2 separate regions of the Homo sapiens genome follow, and region 2 is linked to region 1. The links are chromatin loops, found by intact Hi-C in ENCODE. Cell type or tissue: Caco-2. All regions are shown on one strand. Links, peaks and the distances in the headings refer to the core of each region. The heading gives the core; the rest is flanking DNA.

The links. A loop is a pair of places that touch in the nucleus more often than their neighbours do. Peaks named below come from ENCODE experiments on the same cell type or tissue, not always from the same donor. Only the 100,000 strongest peaks of a DNase experiment are listed, where the experiment ranks them.
Region 2: it touches region 1 in a loop (3-fold over the local background); 12 of 110 quality-filtered maps call a loop at or near these places.

Annotation. Positions count from the first base shown.
Region 1 is chr7:117,711,461-117,722,483 of GRCh38, forward strand. It overlaps CTTNBP2 (cortactin binding protein 2), which reads right to left. Exons shown (of 23, transcript NM_033427.3): 20 at 9,607-9,670; 21 at 8,044-8,176; 22 at 6,558-6,659; 23 at 1-322. The coding sequence ends at 77. LOC105375469 (a long non-coding RNA gene) reads left to right here and starts at 4,423. Exons shown (of 3, transcript XR_927902.3): 1 at 4,423-4,511. RefSeq lists a silencer at 2,222-2,747. In Caco-2, for the core only: a CTCF peak has its summit at 4,514 (motif pointing left); a DNase peak (open chromatin) is centred at 4,521.
Region 2 is chr7:117,473,308-117,483,051 of GRCh38, forward strand. CFTR (CF transmembrane conductance regulator) reads left to right here and starts at 6,718. Exons shown (of 27, transcript NM_000492.4): 1 at 6,718-6,840. The coding sequence starts at 6,788. LOC105375468 (a long non-coding RNA gene) reads left to right here. Exons shown (of 3, transcript XR_927901.2): 3 at 2,384-2,422. RefSeq lists silencers at 659-1,298, 4,469-6,411, enhancers at 2,917-3,939, 6,659-6,685, promoters at 4,791-6,754, 5,003-6,754, 5,967-6,753, 6,155-6,787, 6,615-6,740 and cis regulatory regions at 5,901, 5,976, 6,378, 6,529-6,536, 6,780. In Caco-2, for the core only: a CTCF peak has its summit at 7,863; a DNase peak (open chromatin) is centred at 6,584; H3K4me3 peaks cover 4,373 bases.

The DNA.
Region 1 (11,023 bases), core at 1,171-9,170:
AAGGTATTTGTATCTTGTTGTCCTTGGTTTCTGTGTGAAATAGAGGAAGTTAATAATGAGAATATTGTAGGCAGGCCTATTTGTTAGGTTTTTCTAGGTGTTCATTTTTGTGTAAGTTCCAATTCACTTCTTTTGAGTTGTTGTTGATTTCTATTTGCCTTGTATTACTGCTGCTGCTGCTTCTTTTGGTGTTCTGGGAACACTGGGTGACTTTACTTCTAGGAACAGGAAGAAAAGATTTAACTCTTGAAACACCCAACTCAGTCTTTGATTTACTGTTGCTGCATTCAGTAGTTTGATGGCTGCTGAGAGGACTGACCTCCTGTAAGAGACAAGAAACCACACAAGTTTATCACAAACTTCTCCTGTTATGAGCCCTACCCCTGCCTCCTCTTTGAGCAAATGTACAGGAGTTTCTCTCTAAAACTATAGGTTCTCGTGAAAAATCAAAAGAAAATGGAGAGGAGAAGCTGAGTAATTAATTTCCTATAGACTTACTGCATGATTTTCATTAATCCATCTGCTGTTACAAAATTCCTAAATACAGGAGTCAGTGAATCAAGTGCTAAGGCGTCGATCTCCTTACCAACAGAAACTTCACAAAATTACAGGCATGAGGAAATCACCAAATTGGAGTAGTCCCATTTGTAGGTAGCTCTACAAACTATGTCACCTTGGGTAAATCACCTAACTTTTCTGCTTTCTACTTTCAAGTCTTAAAAGTGAACTATTACTCAATAATCAAATAATCTGGGGGCATATAGGAGAAAACATAAGAGAAACATTCCTTCCCTAGCAGAACCTACATTCATCTATGGTTAGGCCACTCAAGATCTTCCATACTTGGAAGCTGCATGTTCTCATTTCTCTAATGTTTCAGAAATCCTGTGATTACCTGGTCAATGTCTCTCATTTTGCCCATGAAGAATCTGAGAGCTGGATAGGTAAGATGATTTGCCCACAGTGAACGGAGTGGTGAAGCTGGGACAAGACCTCAGGTCTCCCAACTTTCACTCAAGGTATTTTCCCTATATTGCATTAAATTCTGCAAACTAACAAACATGACATGACTCCTACTAAGTGACCTACTCTGAATGCCTCTGAAGGAGTTGACCTTGATAACTTCTCCTCTTCAAAAGTAATAATGCACCCAACAGCAATATAACCATTACAAGAATTTAAAACAAAACTAAAATTTAACAGGAAAAATCTGGCTTCATCTGGCAGTTGCGGCAGTTGCATTCTCCTGGGTATCGTCTTATATGACATTGGAATCACCTGGGGGAGCTTTAATAGTCATTGGCTGGGCCCTATTACCAGAGATTCATATTTAATAGTTCTGGGGTGTGGCATGGACATACGATTTTAAAAAATCTTGCGGCCAAAGAACGCCTAGCTTAACTCCTCACTATCCTTTTTCTCCATTGAGCAATTAAATCAAGGGTCCCCAAGCCACAGGCTGTGGACCAGTCCATGGCCTATTAATAACTGGGCAGCACAGCAGGACGTGAGCGGGGGCGAGCCAGTATTACCACCTGAGCTCCGCCTCCTGTCAGATCAGCAGCATTAGATTCTCATAGTAGTACAAACCCTCTTGTGAATTGTGCAAGTGAGGGGTCTAGGTTGCCCAGTCCTTGCGAGAATCTAATGCCTAAAGATCTGAGATGGAACAGTTTCATCCGGAAACTACCCAGGTCCGTGGAAAAATTGTCTTCCACGAAACCAGTCTCCAGTGCCAAAATGGCTGGGGACTGCTGTCCTAAATGGTAGCATTTTTCTTAGCCCTCTATAAGTCACACATTGATAATCTTTCCCTTCAGAGTATTTCAAGCTCTAAGTATTTCCCAAAGTTCTTTCTTTAGCCCTCATTTATCTCCTGCATTTCCACCCCACTAATTCACCTATATGTCTAGCCACACTTCAAATTCTTTCTAAAACTGTATTTATTGCATTTCTTCAATACTAATTTCTAAAGCCTTTCCGCTTGGCTCATTACTGGCTAATGCTGCTCTCCCAGTGAATTTAGCAGGAAATCCTCAGTTATCTTTAGCAGCTGCCTTTCTCTCTCTCCTCACCAACCTAATCCAATGTTACCCACAAAATGGGCAGAGAATTATGGCTGTGTTTGTGTGAATAGGAAGGTAAAGGATAAGTCCTCACTAACTGGCATGTCACTAAAGTTCTTTTAAAGTTTGGCTCCAATCCCCTTTAAATCCTATTTTTCCTTTACTTCCCTGTTAAAGTCCTAATTCTTTAAAGCCCAACACAACATGTTCATTAAACTACCCCTAAATCACCAAAGTGAAATCTCTTGGGGTCAGATTTTCAGACTCAGCTAATCTTAAGTGGAACAGCAATGTAACTCTAATATATACTTGGCTAGTGGTTTGGGAAAATATAAAAACACTGAAACAACAAATATGTAATGGAGAATAAAGAGGGGACAAATCTGGGGTCCAGGCCACCTGCATTTACAGGGAAAGGAAAGAGAAGTCTAGACTGCAAGAAGCTAGCTTAGAAAGGCAAGAGCTTCCTGATAAAACAAAAAACAGATGGGCTCGGTTTTAACTACGTCCGAGGAAGCCTGGAAAAAGGCTGAGCTACATCTGGTGAGGGAACACATCCTAGTCCATCCTCGTCACCTCCATGTGTACTTGATGGTATGTTAAGGGCGAATCTGCTTAGTATGTTCTGCTTTTGTTTTGTAAAGATGCTTATGCTGTCAAGTTACCAGAAAGAAAATGAGAAGTTACATTGCTTGTCATGAGTTGGATGGTGATAGTCACAACTGTAAAAACAGTGCAGGTACCAGGATCCAATCTCATTTTTCCTAACAAGAAATTACTGTTAAGTCCGCAAAATGGGACTTGGTCATGGGCCTACTAAGGCCAATTAGAACTTGTAATTTGGTTTAAAACACCAGCAAATGCAACACATACGTAGTATTCAGAAAACATGAAATATGGCATTATAATAAGGATAACAGTTAGTTGCTATACAGAATCTGGTGGTGAGGGGAGTTGTTTAATTTTGCCATTATTGTCAAATCTACAGAGTTAATTAATGCCATGGCCCAGAGGAAGGAAAGGAGACATACACTGTTCTAGTCTGTTTCTGTACCTGCAACATGATGGTGAGGGGAGTGTACCTTCATGGTCTGAGGCAGGAAATATCCACATGAAATAAAGTACTGAGAAGTACCCAGAACAACTAAAAACATGTAGTTTGGTCAGTCCCTGGAAGTGTGAGGCTAGAATGGAAGGAGTTAGGATGAGAACATGGAGAATCACTTGGGCTTAGCGTGAGCCACAGCAATTCAAGGCCAGGAGTGCAAGAATAGAGCAGGTGACCAATGCACAGCATCCTGCCTGAAAAGTGCTCCTGACACCCTGGAAGTCAAGCCTAGGGGGCAGCGGAGTTTAGGAGCAGGAGAGTTACAGGTGTTTAATGCTTCCTGGGCTAAAACCCCCGAATTATCTGTATTAAATGTATAACGTTTACTATCCATATTGCTGTGCATGTTAAACTCAAAAACTAATTTGTGTAGAAAGGCACTGACCTAAAGTAAGTTTTATTTAGCCTTAAAGAATTGGTAAATCAGAGCAATTCATTCAATACACAGCATCTACTAGAAGCTAAGAAGATATTGTAATTCCTCTAGATGGGAAAGTTAGGGGCAGGAGGAAAAGAACAACATGTAGGGAAGGTGGCATTGGGGGTGAGTCTTTAAAGAGGCACAGGACTGTGACGAGAGAAGGTTCTATGGGGAGGAGTACAGAGGGAAGTAGTAAATTACATGTAAAAAAGGAACATGTGAAAAGCTACATGAAGGCATCTCAATCCCTCTAAAGATATATTTGGAAAGAAAGAAATGGGTGGAAAATGAAGATGACAGATCAGGGCTATGTTTTAGAACAGTGGGTCTCAACCCTGGATGCATGTAAGAATCACCAGGGACCTTTAAAAAACCCATTGTCCAGGCTTCCCCTCAGACTAGAGTCCAGGCCCTGAAGTTAAAAAAAAAAAAAAAAAAGAAGCCTCAAGTGGATTTCATCATGCAACCAAAGATGTGAACTTGTCCTTTCAGAGGATTAGTTTGGATTTACATAAAAGGAAAACATTTATTAACATTTGTTCTTCCTGTTGATTTAAATATGTATATTTGTTTTTAATTCAGAAGGCCTGCTAAATGCCACTTGATTAGTAAACCCAATTACTCTCCCTTACTGTTAGAGCAGTGAGGAGTTATATTGTTGCAAATAATAAAGATAACTTACTCATTTTTGTTTTCCAACAGATAATGATGGTTGCAGGGCCCCTCTTCAATGGAGGCATTGCCAGCCTTCTGGCCATGAAGGAGAAAGTGATTTCAACTAACCCAGGAAACTCTTACCTCTAAATGGAGATACTTCCTGATAACAGAAGAAACTGGGCATCTAACCCAGAAATACCAGCTGAGTAGGAGAAGAGAAAAGGCATCAGCCAGTCAAGGTTTCAGAAGGCTGCCAACAGTAAGTACCACTTTGCCCTCTGCTGGCACTTTCTGAGAAAAACATCATCTAGCTCTTGGGGAAGAGTCCCTCCAAATAAGTGTCTTCAGTGGGCAAAGGGAGAGAAGACTAGGAGGCAGCGGTCCTAATTCCCACATCAAATTGCACATTTAAACAATAACATAGTTTTTTTTTCTTTGTATAAGAGCCCAGATAGTATAAAAGGACTCGCTTTAAAAAATATCTTAAACAAAGCTGCCCAGAACTTTGACTTTCAGTACTACTTTTTTTTTGTGGACAGTACCTTATTGTAGCAACTCAATATGGTCATGTGACAGAGAAATAGGGGTATGACAATGTTTGTTTCTTTATTAGACATTTAAGCAGCAGCCATTCTCTATTTTTACACAAGAAAGTGATTTGGGCTTATGGGGAAGGTGGTTCACTGTTCCTCTTGCTAAGATCCTCCTGGCCCCTTCCACTGACGATGTTCCACAAGGAATCCTAAATTCTTGGGTCCTAGAGACTGGCGTCCAGTCAAGCACAGCTCAGAGCAAGCCAATAAATACAGGGGGAGTGAGTTGAGGCTTTAAAGATAGCAAAGGGATGGGCCCTAGACTGTTTTCCAACCAGAAGGCTCAGTGCTGACTCCAGGTCACCTTCTTAGGTCATCCTCCAAATTTTGCTGGGCTTCTAAATTGTTCCCAGTTGAACAAAAAAAGGCAGACATTATGATAGAGTGAGCTTGAAAGCCATGCTTTTCTTCACAGGACATCATGTTAAATATTTTGTATTAGAGCCCCCAGCCGTGTAAATTCCCACTCCCATACCTGCTCTCCCAATGCATGCAGCTCACATAGTTCCACATGTAATAGCCAGGATCAAAACTTAATGAAGCAGTGAGGGAGCGGGGCTGTGGGGCCCAGTGCCGCTAGGTGATCAGATAAAGCTTAATAACTTAATAGTCTCACCATGCTTACTTTATAATCCTGCTCTCTGCGCCCCACCTTCCCACCCACACACAGGTCTTTGCCGTTCTCATCTACTCCCAAGGTGGCTTACAATCAATCAACATGGTTTGGTGAACAAACCATATATTACAAAGTGCTTCTGTGAAGTCTGCATCCTCACAACTAATGAGTGAGACATTTCTCATTGTTTCTGCTCACCCAGGAATACCATGCTGTGCCAGCTCTTGCCATTTATTAACCAACTGATAATGGTGCAGTGCTGTAGTCATGGAAGCTATTTCAAAAGGTTAAGGAAGTCTACTGGAATCCTGGTTCTTCTAGTTGCCATTCAGACTTATTTTTAAAGTCTCATTGAAATGTAATGCATGTTATGGAAAGTCAGGATGAAATAAAATTGAGATTTTTTTTTTTTGCAATGTATAAGACCTTTATGTTATCACTCAGTGCTTTGTTTTGTTATAATTAACTCTAATTTTCTAAAATGCAGGAAACCTTAGGAACAACCAAGATGACAGTTTTGTTACCTTAGTACCCCCGCATCCACAATTTTGTTTTCTGTGATCTGGAAATACACAATTCATAAATTTGCAGGCCATTCTAAGTAGCATGATGAAATCTTGCACCATCCTACTCTGTTCTGCCCTGGATGTGAATCAACTTATTCATTCTGTCTACATTACCCACACACTGACCACTTAGTAGCCCTCTAGGTTATCGGATTGAAGGAATATAGTGTATATAAACTTTGGTACTATCTTAGATTTCAGGCATCACCTGAGGATAAGGCAGAACTACAATATTTCTAGTTTTGTCATATAAAATGAAAAAAAAAAAAACATGGAGATCTCAACAGACACCCAAAATTTTGGAATCAAATTGAAGGGAAAAAAGTAATGCTTTCCTATGTCATTTTTTTCCAAAATATTCTATAAGTACTCTTTCTAAAACCTAATGAACACTTTTACCTTTATCCTATTTCTCAGTTCTTAGCTTTGGTTTAAAAAAATAACTCTGTGATTCACACTGAAAGATGATTTGTGAAGTCAATTCCACAGCAATCATCCTTTGTTCACTTTGGGGAGAAAGGGACACTTACCTTTTGTGACACTGGCATTCTCAGATTATTAATAGTTGCTGAAAGTACAGGGTTGTTTCCAGAACTATCAAACATCCTTAAATCATCCCTGGAATCAGCAATCTAGAAAATACAGAATTTGCCCGGTCATGTCTCCACAGTCACACTGTGCATACTCAAGGCACAGCTAAATGGTGGAGAAATCACAGCAGAAGTGTTACTCTTATCCTCTTCCCTGCCCCTCAAGTCCTGAACTGTTCACATGAAAGAAAGACTTCAAGTCTTAATGTAAAACTGACAGCAAATGCATGAGAAACATCCTCTAAGGAAAAAGAATCCACTTAAAACGTCAAAAGAAGACCAGAAGAACTCTCTAGGGAAAAAAAAGGCACTTTGCAAGTAAAGAAAGGATATAAAATTTGCAAGATTTTAATCATTACCTTACTTTTCCAGTGGATATATACTTTGTTTCCAACAAAGTTAAATAAGAGTGAATTCTACTTTGTCGTAGATATTATGACGATTCAAATAATACAGTTGAGTGTCTCAGGGGAAGCTGAACGTTACAGCCACTCATAAGGCATCTATCAAGGCAGCTCGGTGAAACCTGCTGCAGATACTAGAGTGCCAAAACAGGTTGAACTTGATGCTGTCCATGTTTTCTGTGAGATTTCAGGTCACTGTTTTCCATATTTGGTCTCAAATTTCACAGCTTAGAGATTATGATGATATGCATTATACAAGCTAATTCTTTTTCTCATTTGCAAAGAAAGTTGTTGCTTGGTCTATAACATAAGTCTGCTGTGATGCTTGTTATAATTTTCTTACTGATAGATGACTGATATGCCAAAGTTAGGAATGTGGAAAGGAAAAATATCTGAGGAAACTCAAATTTAGGCTTATATAAAAAGCTGCCCAGGCTGGGTACAGTGGCTCACGCTTGTAATCCCAGCATTTTGGGAGGCTGAGGCGGGCAGGTCACCTGAGGTCAGGAGTTCAAGACCAGCCTGACCAACATGGCGAAACCCTGTCTCTACTAAAAAGTCCAAAAATTAGCCAGGCGTTGTGGGGGACACACCTGTAATCCCAGCTACTTGGGAGGCTGAGGCAGGGAGAACTGCTTGAACCCGGGAGGCGGAGCTTGCAGTGAGCCAAGATCCCGCCACTGCACTCCAGTCTGGGCGACAAGAGCGAAACTCCATCTCCAAAAATAAAAAAGAAAAGCTGCCCAAATGAATTGATGTGACTTGTACTAATGCAATTAACATACAATTTTAACTTCAGGTCTTGGAGGAGTTTGGAAAAGCAGGCTTCACAAAGTAGAGCTCCTTTATTGTATAAATGATATTTAGGAAGAAACGGCCTTTCTAAGCAAGGTGAGGGATGGTTTGATTTGGATCATTAACCATACTATCAATAAGGAATTTCTTTTAGGGAATTGTGGTCCCCCAAAAGTCTCCCAGCTGTTGAGTAGAGCCATTCAATGCCCCCCATTTGTACTGCTCACCTTGCTGATATCAGACTCAGACTTGCTGGAGCACATGCTCTGAAGTTCCTTGACAAGATCTGCTTCGTCATCTGAACCCAGAGAGAGTCTCTGATCCAAATTCAACGTCAGTGATAGATCATTCTCTAAAGACCTAACACAAAGTTCAGAAAAACGTTTTTCAAAGTGAGAACAATTCCCAATTTGGAAATCTAGACACTGTACCTTTTTTGGGATTTGGTGTGGGGTAGGGAAAATGTTTTTAATAGCCTTTAAAGTATTTCATAAATGTCATTTAATGCAAGAAATTTCCACAGGATTTTGGTAACTCCTACTCAAAATTCTTGAGAGGATAAAATTTTGTTTCACAAAGAACTTCACTTTGATGTACAATATTCCAAGCTCCTTATTCTTGCCGTTTCTTGTCTCCCAGGCCAGATAGGATGCTAAACACTGTGGCATAGGGGACAATGTGATAAAATGGGACAAACACGGATTTCAAACTTGGCTCTATTGCTAGCTAGCAATATGACCATGCACCAGGTTTTCTTAACACCTCAGTTCCTGGGTTCCCTTTTCTGTAAATAACCCTTATGTGTACATCCTAGGGTTGCTGGAAAAATGATACAGGCTGTTGCAGGTCATGGATCTAGCTGCGGTCCTGGCAGAAAATAGCGTGCCATGCAGTTTCCTTCATCTCCCTTCTCTCTCTTTACCCTCCCCTCTTCTGTAATGCTGCAAACCAGCGGACATGATCCTAAATGTTACATGCCAAGTGACAGGGCACACAATTTATTGGGCTATCATGGGGACCTATTTACAAACTGCCTAAACATTTCTATAATTGTCCAAATCATCCTTTATACCTTGATATTTGTAAGCTGAAATAGTCTATTTCTTAGGAACAATATAATAAATTATCACTGTAAATTTATAGCACTTAAAAATCACGCCTGTAATCCCAGCACTTTGGGAGGCCTAGGCAGATGGATCACAAGGTCAGGAGTTCGAAACCAGCCAGGCCAACATGGTGAAACGCCGTCTCTACTAAAAATACAAAAATTAGCCAGGCACGGTGGCAGGCACCTGTAATCCCAGCCACACAAGAGGCTGAGGCAGGAGAATTGCTTGAACCTGGAGGTGGAGGTTGCAGTGAACCGAGATCATGCCACTGCACTCCAGCCTGGGCAAGAGAGCAAGACTCTGTCTCCAAAAAAAAGAAAAAAGTCATACTGTTTCTGTAAATCTGTGGAAAAGTCATCTAATGACTATCTAAAAGTTCACAAATGCATAAACAAAATTTGATCAAATGAAACCTATAATATTTCTAACCTTATTCAACAAATTACAAGCAAAATAGTCTTCATATTGCATTATATTAATCTTAACGAACAATTTAGACGTTATCCAAAGACACCATTAGATTTCAGTTTAATATCAGCATTTGAATGACATATATAACTTTTTTAAAACCATATTAACATAATAGTCATTCAAATGAGAACATGGAACATTTAAAATAGTAATTGAAGTTACTTGATTTATCTTTGTTTGCTGTGAGTTAAATTTGAAAGGGGAACTTACTTTTGTTTTGACAGAGAAGCATTCCTGTTACAATTCAGCTGTGATATAGTCTTATTTTTCATACCTGTTAAAAAAGAGAACCATTTTCAATAGATCATTATCCCTGTGCCTCTTGAATTCTGTATTTAAAAGAAACAGACTGTGGACTTTGCAGTACTTTCATACTGTTCTTGGATTAGTATCCAGGATTTGAGGAGATTTTCCCCAGGACAGAGGCTCTGGGCATAGCCTCCTGCAGAGGCACTGTGGGAAAGTCAAGGAATAGCCAACTCCCTCGAGTACATTTTGATGGAACTCGGTACAACTAACACTACCTGAAGCTCAAGTCAAGAATCCTGAATTTCACTTTTATGGATGGCCGTTCTTCTCTTTAGTCAAGTCCCTAGTTCCTTAGGCCCTTGTTCTCAAAGGACCAAAAGAAGATTTTAATACCTGCCTTTTGATGATGGTAATCACCCTTTCTCTACCTTTGTGTGCATTCTAACACTACTATGTAATCAAGTATAGTTTTTGATATGTGGCATTAGCCATGTACTTGTAGAAATTTAACTTTTAACAGCTTTTGCATTATACAGAAGAGAAAATATGAACAGGGTACAAAAAGTCATAGAATTTAAATGCTGAAAATCATATGTTTTTTAAACTGCAGATTATGACACAGTTAAAAAAAGAGAAAATAGCCTGTATTTCTTGCTGGAGGTATACTGATGCATATCAGTTATATATACACACAAATGCAGAGGCTTGTGTGTACAGATCATGGTGTAAAATGTATTTCTCACAATGGGTTATGGTTGAAGTTTGAGAAACACTCTTATAAACCATTTTAGACTCAATGTTATGAATGCATTAAAACAGTTGCTTTTGAGTGAATTCTAAAAATATTAATGTTGTCAACACAAATTTTCTCTAAAGAATGTTTTGGAAAAGTAAATATATCCTCATTAAAAGCAGATCAAAGAAAATCACTGTCGAGTTTCTTTAGTCATACTTCTGTCATTATTGTCCAAAGCACTGACTAGTGGCTTCTACTAATTACTACATAGCGCACAGCCTTGGGCTCTGCCCTAAAAGCCTGGGATCTGACATCATTGGCCTTTCTGTTTTAGGTCAGGAAAGAAATGGGCTGTCTCTTTATCAAATTTGATAAGCTTCCATAGTGATCTGCATGCAAAAGGATTCCTGTGTTGGTTTTTTTTTTTTTTTTAACCAAAGTCACCCCAACCATTGTAATAATCATATATACAGTGTAATTATTGGAAAAATTTACCATTATAAAAATAACGAGAGGCATGTCAGTCATGGTTTCTAACCCAACTACTGACTCATGAATTATATACTTTGTAAAGTTAACTTTTAGAAATTTCCTTGAAGTCAGTGTAAACTCTTGTAGTTTTATTCTGTCAAAGAAGTTCAT
Region 2 (9,744 bases), core at 1,694-9,693, 240 kb before region 1:
TTGTAAATTGGGATGTTAATAATAAAATGTACTAACTTTATAGGGTCTTTCCTGAGGCACATAATGTAATTTAAACAACAAACAAGTATACATAACAGACATTTTTTTCTTACAAAGACGGTACCATACTAAACTTAATTTGCTTTTTTTGAAAAATTATATTTTTAGGTAAAACTTTGTAAGTTAATTTTTTTGGGTGAAAAACATGATACAAATTTATCAATTTGATTTTGCTTCATTAGCATGATATACTTTGTTCTAGAAAGTACTTAGGCAATTTTCATACATGTCTTTAAATATAATTTTTGCACATGTAAATAAGAGTTCCAAAGTATTTTGCCATCACTTCATCAGTGTTGCCTCTCAACAGCCTTTGAAGCGAGGAGATGCCAGTCACTGTCTCAGACACAAGGATGCAGGCTGTGGAGGCCAGTGAGCCATAGTCACTGAACTGGGAATTGGCTGTCCTTTTGACCATACAGATTAATCACTGTAGTTTCACCAATCACATTGAACTTGAAGATCAATAAATGACCCTAAAACAATGAGATTTCATAGACTCTTTCTATATAGTGGAAGTTAAAGCAAATCAGAAAGGAGTCCCTAAACCTGTGAATTCTTGAATTTTAGTTTTCCAGGTCAACAAGCCTTCTTTAAGTGACTTCATGTCCCGTCCTTGGTTTTTGATCATAGACTGGTATAAGAAATGACCATAAAATAAATGTTTTTGAGAAAATTATAGCTGAAAATACTGTCCATGATACCACTCAGTGATATAAGTCTCTAAACAGCAAACTCTTCCATGAATGGGGTGGAGGGAAGATGGTTTTTCTTTCCAGGTGAACTTACATATTGCCTTTTCTCAGATATCAGATTATGAGAATAATACAATGGACTGGGCTTTGACAGCCAAGACTTTCAGAATTGCTGTTAGTGCCCATGTGCAATAAAATTTTTCTATCATGTCTCTCTTATTATTTCAAATGCCCTGTTTTACTGTTTTGATTACTAATTATCTATTTAGAGGGAAACAGTTATAAATAAATAATTCACTGTTCTACTTACTGTGCACCCCTGCCTTTCTAAATATAACTCTTCTATGTAGCATGTAAATTACCACAGAACTCATCTCAGAAAAAAGATCACTACTTTTCTTTTTAGAATTCAAATTTATAATATCTAATTCTATAGGTGGCATCTGGCCTTTAGCATGATATCACCAATGAAAATTTAATCTGTGTTATGAATTCCCTTGTTTCTAGAAAAGCTTCAGCAGGAAAATGAGAAGAGAACCCATAAAAACCATAAAACATTTCATGAATGGTAGCTTTAGAAAATCTTACAGGATTTGGTAGCTTTTACATTTATGACAAAGTGATATTTTTGATGTTGTTCATAATTATTTCAGTTCATTAGCAGCATTAATAAGCTCCCGTTTTGTACAGCTTGAAGATCTTTAAGACTTCCTTAATGAGAAACTACCTTTAAGCTACGGAAGACCCATCAGGGTGCCAAATTCCATCTGGACACAGTTACAAATACACCACTGTTGATGAGCTGAAAATTAGAGCAACCAAACAACAGAGCTTTAAAATGTTATTTCAATGCAAAGGGACATTTTCACCATAGAAAAATAGAAGTTTGCCTCTAAATAAAAATGATTTTACAATTGCAAGAGTACTTGATTTACCCCTTTACATTTAGTTCAAATACCAAAAATTTCTTAAGGAATGAGAAATTCCAATGTTCCTGAGAATTCTGATAGCTTTTAGAGAGTTCAGTTTTCTGTAGCATTCCATTTTGCAATCCTATACAAATTTCTAATTTATAACCAGTGGTATGTAATGATAATTTCTAATATTTATTAAGTGTTTATTGGGTTCTAAGTGCTTTACGTCTGATATATGTATCACATTTAATTTATTTCATCCAGTGGTTCTTAACTGGGGACAACTTTGTACCTCTCTCCCCAACATATTTGGCAATCTCTGGAGATAGTCCTGGATCTCCAGATCTATCTGTCACAACCTAGGATGTATGTGGTCCTACGAGCATCCAGTGAATAGAAGCTAGAGATACTGCTGAACATTCCACAGTACAAGGGCAACCCCCACATCAAAGAATTATCCACACCCAAATGTCAGTAGTACTGAGGTAGAGAGACCCTAACTTAATCTGTTCAACAATCCTATGAGGTGATTTTTTTTTTTTTTTTGAGATAAGGTCTTACTCTGTCACCTAAACTGGAGTGCAGTGGCATGATCACAGCTCACTGCAGCCTCGATCTCCCAGGCTCAAGCCATCCACCTGCCTCAGCCTCCCAAGTAGCTGAGATCAGAAGCATGCACCACCACACCTGGCTATTTTTTTTATTTTTTTGTAGAGACAAGGTCTTACTGTGTTGCCCAGGCTGATCTCAAACTCCTGAGCTCAAGCAATCCTCCTGCCTCAGCTTCTCAAAGTTCTGGGATTACAGGCATGAGCCATGGCACCTGACCAAGGTGAGTGTATTTAACCTCATTTTCAGGCAAGGAAACAAAAGACAGAAAAGTTAAGTAGCTTACTTAAGGTCACAGAGCTAAGTGTGGTGCCAGGATTGAAAACCTAGTTCTTTATTGCTTTAGCACAAGCTATTTCCACTATACTCTGTCATGTTCAGAGAATGTTGATGTCCATCAGTGGATTCTAAATTTTGAAGGATGGAGATACTGCCTTATTCTGTACATCTGCTTTAGCACCCAAGCTCTTGCTTGGTGAAAAATTAATAGTAAACATTCATCTTTTGAGCATCTTCAAATATCCCCTTTAGAATGACATTCAATTATTAGGTCAGTAACCCCAAGAGAAAACGGTTGTTTGAGTGTATATACTGTATTACAAAATAAGGGGTGAATTCAAAGGAAAACATAAGATGCAATTCGTGCCTCCAAGGAGGTTGTAGGGAAGAGGGGTTATGAATGTATGTAAATAGAAGTTGGTGTGCGTGTGTGTTTATAAACAGAATTGTCAGACCAAACATTATTTTGGAAGCAGTAAAAGTAAACTAGAATCTGGCCTAGTCATGTCCCAGGACACCTCTTTCAAGTCCTGAAACATCTTTGTAAGACTGTAATGTGTGTTTACATCCTAGGTAATCACTGTGGCCCACTGTTGAAGAGCTGTGGCTGTTCTTACCCTTCTAGCTTAGATAAACTTATAAGCACAACCAGACTACATATATGAAGCTGAAGAGACCTTGTCTTTTTTTAACGAGCTTTTCTTCCCGATAGGAGTGACTATTTCTTTTCTTCTTCCACATTTTCAGGTTTTAGTGTACTTGTGATTGCTACCCACTTATCACTATTAAAGTCTACTCAGGAGAGAATCTGAGAAACACTCTCAAATTAAGTTGAACATGATGGATAAGTAAAGTATTGTGAAAGTTCACTCTCATGATTTCTAATGGTGAAACCTGGCAGGGTGACTAATCTTTGACGAGAAGGTTATCACTTATAATCTTTCATATATTGAGATCATTTGTAAGAAGCACCCAGCACATTGCTGAACACAAAGTAGGTATTAAATAAATGTTGGCTTCCTTTTCTCCTACTCATCCTCGCTCTTCTTTTTAATATACCTTTAAAATGATGCCACAGAAATGGCCACCCAATCTTCTATATTTAAGGTCAGTTCTTGCATTAGGAAATTCTATAGGGGAAGTATGTGAAGTATGTGTAGTCAGTCATTAAATGCTTGGGCTCTGGCCACAGATTGTTTAGGTTTAAATCCCAGTTTCCTCTTTTATTATTAATTGTGCAACTTGCTTGGGAAAACATGAAACTTGTTTTTCCTCAGGTTCATTATCTGTAATATATAGTGAATGAAGAAGTTTCCTGTCCCATGAAGGTGTTGTAAAGATTAAAAAAGGCAAATTAGGCTGTGTATTTGTCATAATAATTGGCATATATGGTAAGTGACCAACAACCATAAGGTATTATAAAATTGTTATAAAATGATATGAGCTATCATTGAGCAGCATGAAAGAAGAGCTTCACTGTTTCACCTACTATCACCCTGGCCCATTAATCTCTTTCCTGTTCCTGACATTTCAGAGATACGTTTAGGATTTCAATCATGACCTTAAGCCACATTTGAACAATTTTCTGGTGGATAAGTCCTCATTCCCACATTATGTATGTACCTAGATGCAAATCCTGAATATCATGTCGCAATTAGTGCATCTGGACATGCTTGCTAACTGTGTTAAAGCTCTGAATAATGGTAAAGTTTTATTTCTACCAAAACAAATTTGGGCTGTAATGTTTTATGATAAAAATCTGTGGTCTTCCTATGTACATGTGTGTGTACATGCTTAAAATGCAATGTTATAGTTAAATGTAATTCATTAAAAGTATGTAACTCCAGTGGCTACTTAGTTTGGCTACTTGGTTTGTAGATTTCTGCTTTCCTGTTTCATTGTTAAACAGGTCTAGAAGTTATTATTTCATGAAACTAATGTGAGGAAAAAGACTATGTTGATATATAAGTGACATTATATAAATACATGAGGGATGATTTGATTAGAAGCAGTATTACACAGTGATAGGAGTAATGGTTTAGAACTAGACTCAGGTTTGAATCTTAGCTCTATCATTATAGGCATTTACTTAACTTTTCTTGTTTGCTTAACTGAAAACTGAAGATAATAACACCTATTTACATGGTTGTTATAAGGGTTATATGAATAATGTCTGGCAAATAGTAAGAACTCAAGTAACTGTTTCACTCTTTCCAGAAGGAGATTGGCTGAAAAATATTTGGAGTCTCCTCCAGCCATATTCCTTGGTCAGCTTCTATGATCCTCTTTGGAGCTTAATTCTTAATCCCTTTATTTTCACTTGCTTGTTGATAACAAAGAAGAACTAATTATTAATTTATTTCAAAATGCATGTATTATATTTGATGGGCCACACTAACAGTTATAAACCAAACAACAGATTGGGAATGGGGAAGTGGATGTGGTGAGTTCAATCACATGTCTGGGAAAAGTCAATAGTGAAGACAGAGTCTCACAATTTTTTGTCATAATGGAGAGATGAAAACACAGGTAGAGGATTTCAAACAACAGAGTGGATGGTGAGTTAAAAATGCTGAAATTCTTTCCTGGTGTCTAACTTAATGCAATGTGGTTTATCTCTTTGCTCTTTTCTCTACTATTCAAATTTAGGATAATAAAGATTAAATGTTTCTAAATCTTACTTTACAATATCAAGAAAAAAAGGTATGCTTTTGCCCACGGAAGGGCAAAGCAGAGCTATGAAAACCTGCTGAACACATTCTTTATTTTCAACACAGGTTCTTGTCTTTCCATCATGAAATGCACATTTTATTTGTACTGTATTTGGGTGACCACAAGTCAACAACAAGATAATTCACAAGACCCTTGCCTTAGATGTGTCGGCAATAAAGTAATCAGGCCAAAATTTTTACTTTCCTTTGAATTTTTCAATTCAAACACAATGTATGCTTGCTTTTACACAGTAGGGTTCAGGGATTAGAGGGTTGGCTCTTTAAAAACCGTCAGAGACACAGGCAATCCTACACAAAATTCTCAGAAGGAAGGCGCCTACGCCTGGGAATGCCCAGATGCCCCTCAGAGAGTTGAAGATGGCGTTTCTCTGAGTCAGGTCAAAGTTAACACATTACCTTCGCTTCAAAGACTGCTTGGCTTCCTTTCGGTGGATTAGTCAAGATGTTTTGCTGACTGAGACTAGGAAATCTATAGGAGGGCGGGTTAGTTTACATTGTTCCTTGTCATTATCGCTAAAACACTCCAAAGCCTTCCTTAAAAATGCGCACTGGGCTAAAAAGGATAGACAAGGAACACATCCTGGGCCGGTAATTACGCAAAGCATTATCTCCTCTTACCTCCTTGCAGATTTTTTTTTCTCTTTCAGTACGTGTCCTAAGATTTCTGTGCCACCCTTGGAGTTCACTCACCTAAACCTGAAACTAATAAAGCTTGGTTCTTTTCTCCGACACGCAAAGGAAGCGCTAAGGTAAATGCATCAGACCCACACTGCCGCGGAACTTTTCGGCTCTCTAAGGCTGTATTTTGATATACGAAAGGCACATTTTCCTTCCCTTTTCAAAATGCACCTTGCAAACGTAACAGGAACCCGACTAGGATCATCGGGAAAAGGAGGAGGAGGAGGAAGGCAGGCTCCGGGGAAGCTGGTGGCAGCGGGTCCTGGGTCTGGCGGACCCTGACGCGAAGGAGGGTCTAGGAAGCTCTCCGGGGAGCCGGTTCTCCCGCCGGTGGCTTCTTCTGTCCTCCAGCGTTGCCAACTGGACCTAAAGAGAGGCCGCGACTGTCGCCCACCTGCGGGATGGGCCTGGTGCTGGGCGGTAAGGACACGGACCTGGAAGGAGCGCGCGCGAGGGAGGGAGGCTGGGAGTCAGAATCGGGAAAGGGAGGTGCGGGGCGGCGAGGGAGCGAAGGAGGAGAGGAGGAAGGAGCGGGAGGGGTGCTGGCGGGGGTGCGTAGTGGGTGGAGAAAGCCGCTAGAGCAAATTTGGGGCCGGACCAGGCAGCACTCGGCTTTTAACCTGGGCAGTGAAGGCGGGGGAAAGAGCAAAAGGAAGGGGTGGTGTGCGGAGTAGGGGTGGGTGGGGGGAATTGGAAGCAAATGACATCACAGCAGGTCAGAGAAAAAGGGTTGAGCGGCAGGCACCCAGAGTAGTAGGTCTTTGGCATTAGGAGCTTGAGCCCAGACGGCCCTAGCAGGGACCCCAGCGCCCGAGAGACCATGCAGAGGTCGCCTCTGGAAAAGGCCAGCGTTGTCTCCAAACTTTTTTTCAGGTGAGAAGGTGGCCAACCGAGCTTCGGAAAGACACGTGCCCACGAAAGAGGAGGGCGTGTGTATGGGTTGGGTTTGGGGTAAAGGAATAAGCAGTTTTTAAAAAGATGCGCTATCATTCATTGTTTTGAAAGAAAATGTGGGTATTGTAGAATAAAACAGAAAGCATTAAGAAGAGATGGAAGAATGAACTGAAGCTGATTGAATAGAGAGCCACATCTACTTGCAACTGAAAAGTTAGAATCTCAAGACTCAAGTACGCTACTATGCACTTGTTTTATTTCATTTTTCTAAGAAACTAAAAATACTTGTTAATAAGTACCTAAGTATGGTTTATTGGTTTTCCCCCTTCATGCCTTGGACACTTGATTGTCTTCTTGGCACATACAGGTGCCATGCCTGCATATAGTAAGTGCTCAGAAAACATTTCTTGACTGAATTCAGCCAACAAAAATTTTGGGGTAGGTAGAAAATATATGCTTAAAGTATTTATTGTTATGAGACTGGATATATCTAGTATTTGTCACAGGTAAATGATTCTTCAAAAATTGAAAGCAAATTTGTTGAAATATTTATTTTGAAAAAAGTTACTTCACAAGCTATAAATTTTAAAAGCCATAGGAATAGATACCGAAGTTATATCCAACTGACATTTAATAAATTGTATTCATAGCCTAATGTGATGAGCCACAGAAGCTTGCAAACTTTAATGAGATTTTTTAAAATAGCATCTAAGTTCGGAATCTTAGGCAAAGTGTTGTTAGATGTAGCACTTCATATTTGAAGTGTTCTTTGGATATTGCATCTACTTTGTTCCTGTTATTATACTGGTGTGAATGAATGAATAGGTACTGCTCTCTCTTGGGACATTACTTGACACATAATTACCCAATGAATAAGCATACTGAGGTATCAAAAAAGTCAAATATGTTATAAATAGCTCATATATGTGTGTAGGGGGGAAGGAATTTAGCTTTCACATCTCTCTTATGTTTAGTTCTCTGCATGTGCAGTTAATCCTGGAACTCCGGTGCTAAGGAGAGACTGTTGGCCCTTGAAGGAGAGCTCCTCCCTGTGGATGAGAGAGAAGGACTTTACTCTTTGGAATTATCTTTTTGTGTTGATGTTATCCACCTTTTGTTACTCCACCTATAAAATCGGCTTATCTATTGATCTGTTTTCCTAGTCCTTATAAAGTCAAAATGTTAATTGGCATAAATTATAGACTTTTTTTAGCAGAGAACTTTGAGGAACCTAAATGCCAACCAGTCTAAAAATGCAGTTTTCAGAAGAATGAATATTTCATGGATAGTTCTAAATACTAATGAACTTTAAAATAGCTTACTATTGATCTGTCAAAGTGGGTTTTTATATAATTTTCTTTTTACAAATCACCTGACACATTTAATATAGGTTAAAAAATGCTATCAGGCTGGTTTGCAAAGAAAATGTATTACAAAGGCTGCTAAGTGTGTTAAGAGCATACTCATTTCTGTTCTCCAAAATATTTCATAAGGTGCTTTAAGAATAGGTATGTTTTTAAAAGTTAAGTTCCTACTATTTATAGGAACTGACAATCACCTAAAATACCAATGATTACAAACTTCCTTCTGGCCTTCTGGACTGCAATTCTAAAAGTGTAAAAAACATATTTTCTGCATTAAGTTAGGCAGTATTGCTTAGTTTTCAAAGTGGTAGGCTTTGGAGTCAGATTATTTTGATTCAGATCCTACATCTACTGTTTAGTAGCTCTGTTGCCTGAGGCAGGTCCCTTAACATCTCTGTGTGTGACTTGACCTTTAAAATTTGGAGACTGTCATAGGGGTTAATCCCTTGAGAAAATGAATGTGAAAAGTTAGCCTAATGTTAACTGCTATTATTATGGATTACCATATTTTCACATTCATCACAGTACATGCACCTTGTTAATATAAGATGCTCAATTCATCTTTGAGTATAATTTTGTGACTCTCAATCTGGATATGCAATGAGTGGGCCTGTATGAGAATTTAATTTATGAAAAATTGTGTTTCACATGGCCTTACCAGATATACAGGAAACACGTCACATGTTTCTATTGTATGTTGTTAAATGCCTTAGAATTTAACTTTCTGAATAGGATCCCTTCAGTTTGAGAGTCATAAAAGAGTAAAATTATTATGGTATGAGTTATAGATTGTATTGAATATCTCTTTATATGTCTAGGTTTTGTCATTGGAAAACCAAAAAGTTTGGAAAAAAAATCTAAGTTATTTCTTACTTTCTTAATTTTGTGTGGATTTCACATCAAGTATAAAATTTGAAGAACATCTGAACTATCATAATCCATATATATATATAAAATAAACATAATCTAAGAGAGAATTTCACCATGAAAAATTCAGGTAGTTCATGACTATCAGAGCAAACAAGTACATTAAATTGAAACTTTTATGAAAATAACATTTATGAAATAGGAAGCTATTTTTAAACTAGAAGTGATATATTAGCATATAATTTATAATTCATATACAAGTGGGATTGATTTATAAATGGTCACCAACAGAGATTGTGCTATTTAATTTGGGAAAATTTTTTAAATTTACATTTTCTCACAACTTTTAAGGTAGTTATTCAGTTTGTTCCTCTCTGTCTCTTCTCTCATGCCCTGAATTTTTCATATTTCGTTTAGTTGTAAGAGTGTATATCAAACCGTGTGTCACATGACATAACTTGAATTTTCGTCGTGATATCTGTGCTATGTCTAGGTCTATACTGAGGAACTGTGGGAACCCCACAGAATCCAAGTATACAGTGCCACTGATTTCTTACAAGGGATGTGGGGTCTCCTGTAAACTCTGCAGTTAGTCTCAAGTAAGACCAAAGAGTAAAATATTGTTAGGATCTAAGGTGGAAATTCAGCAAAG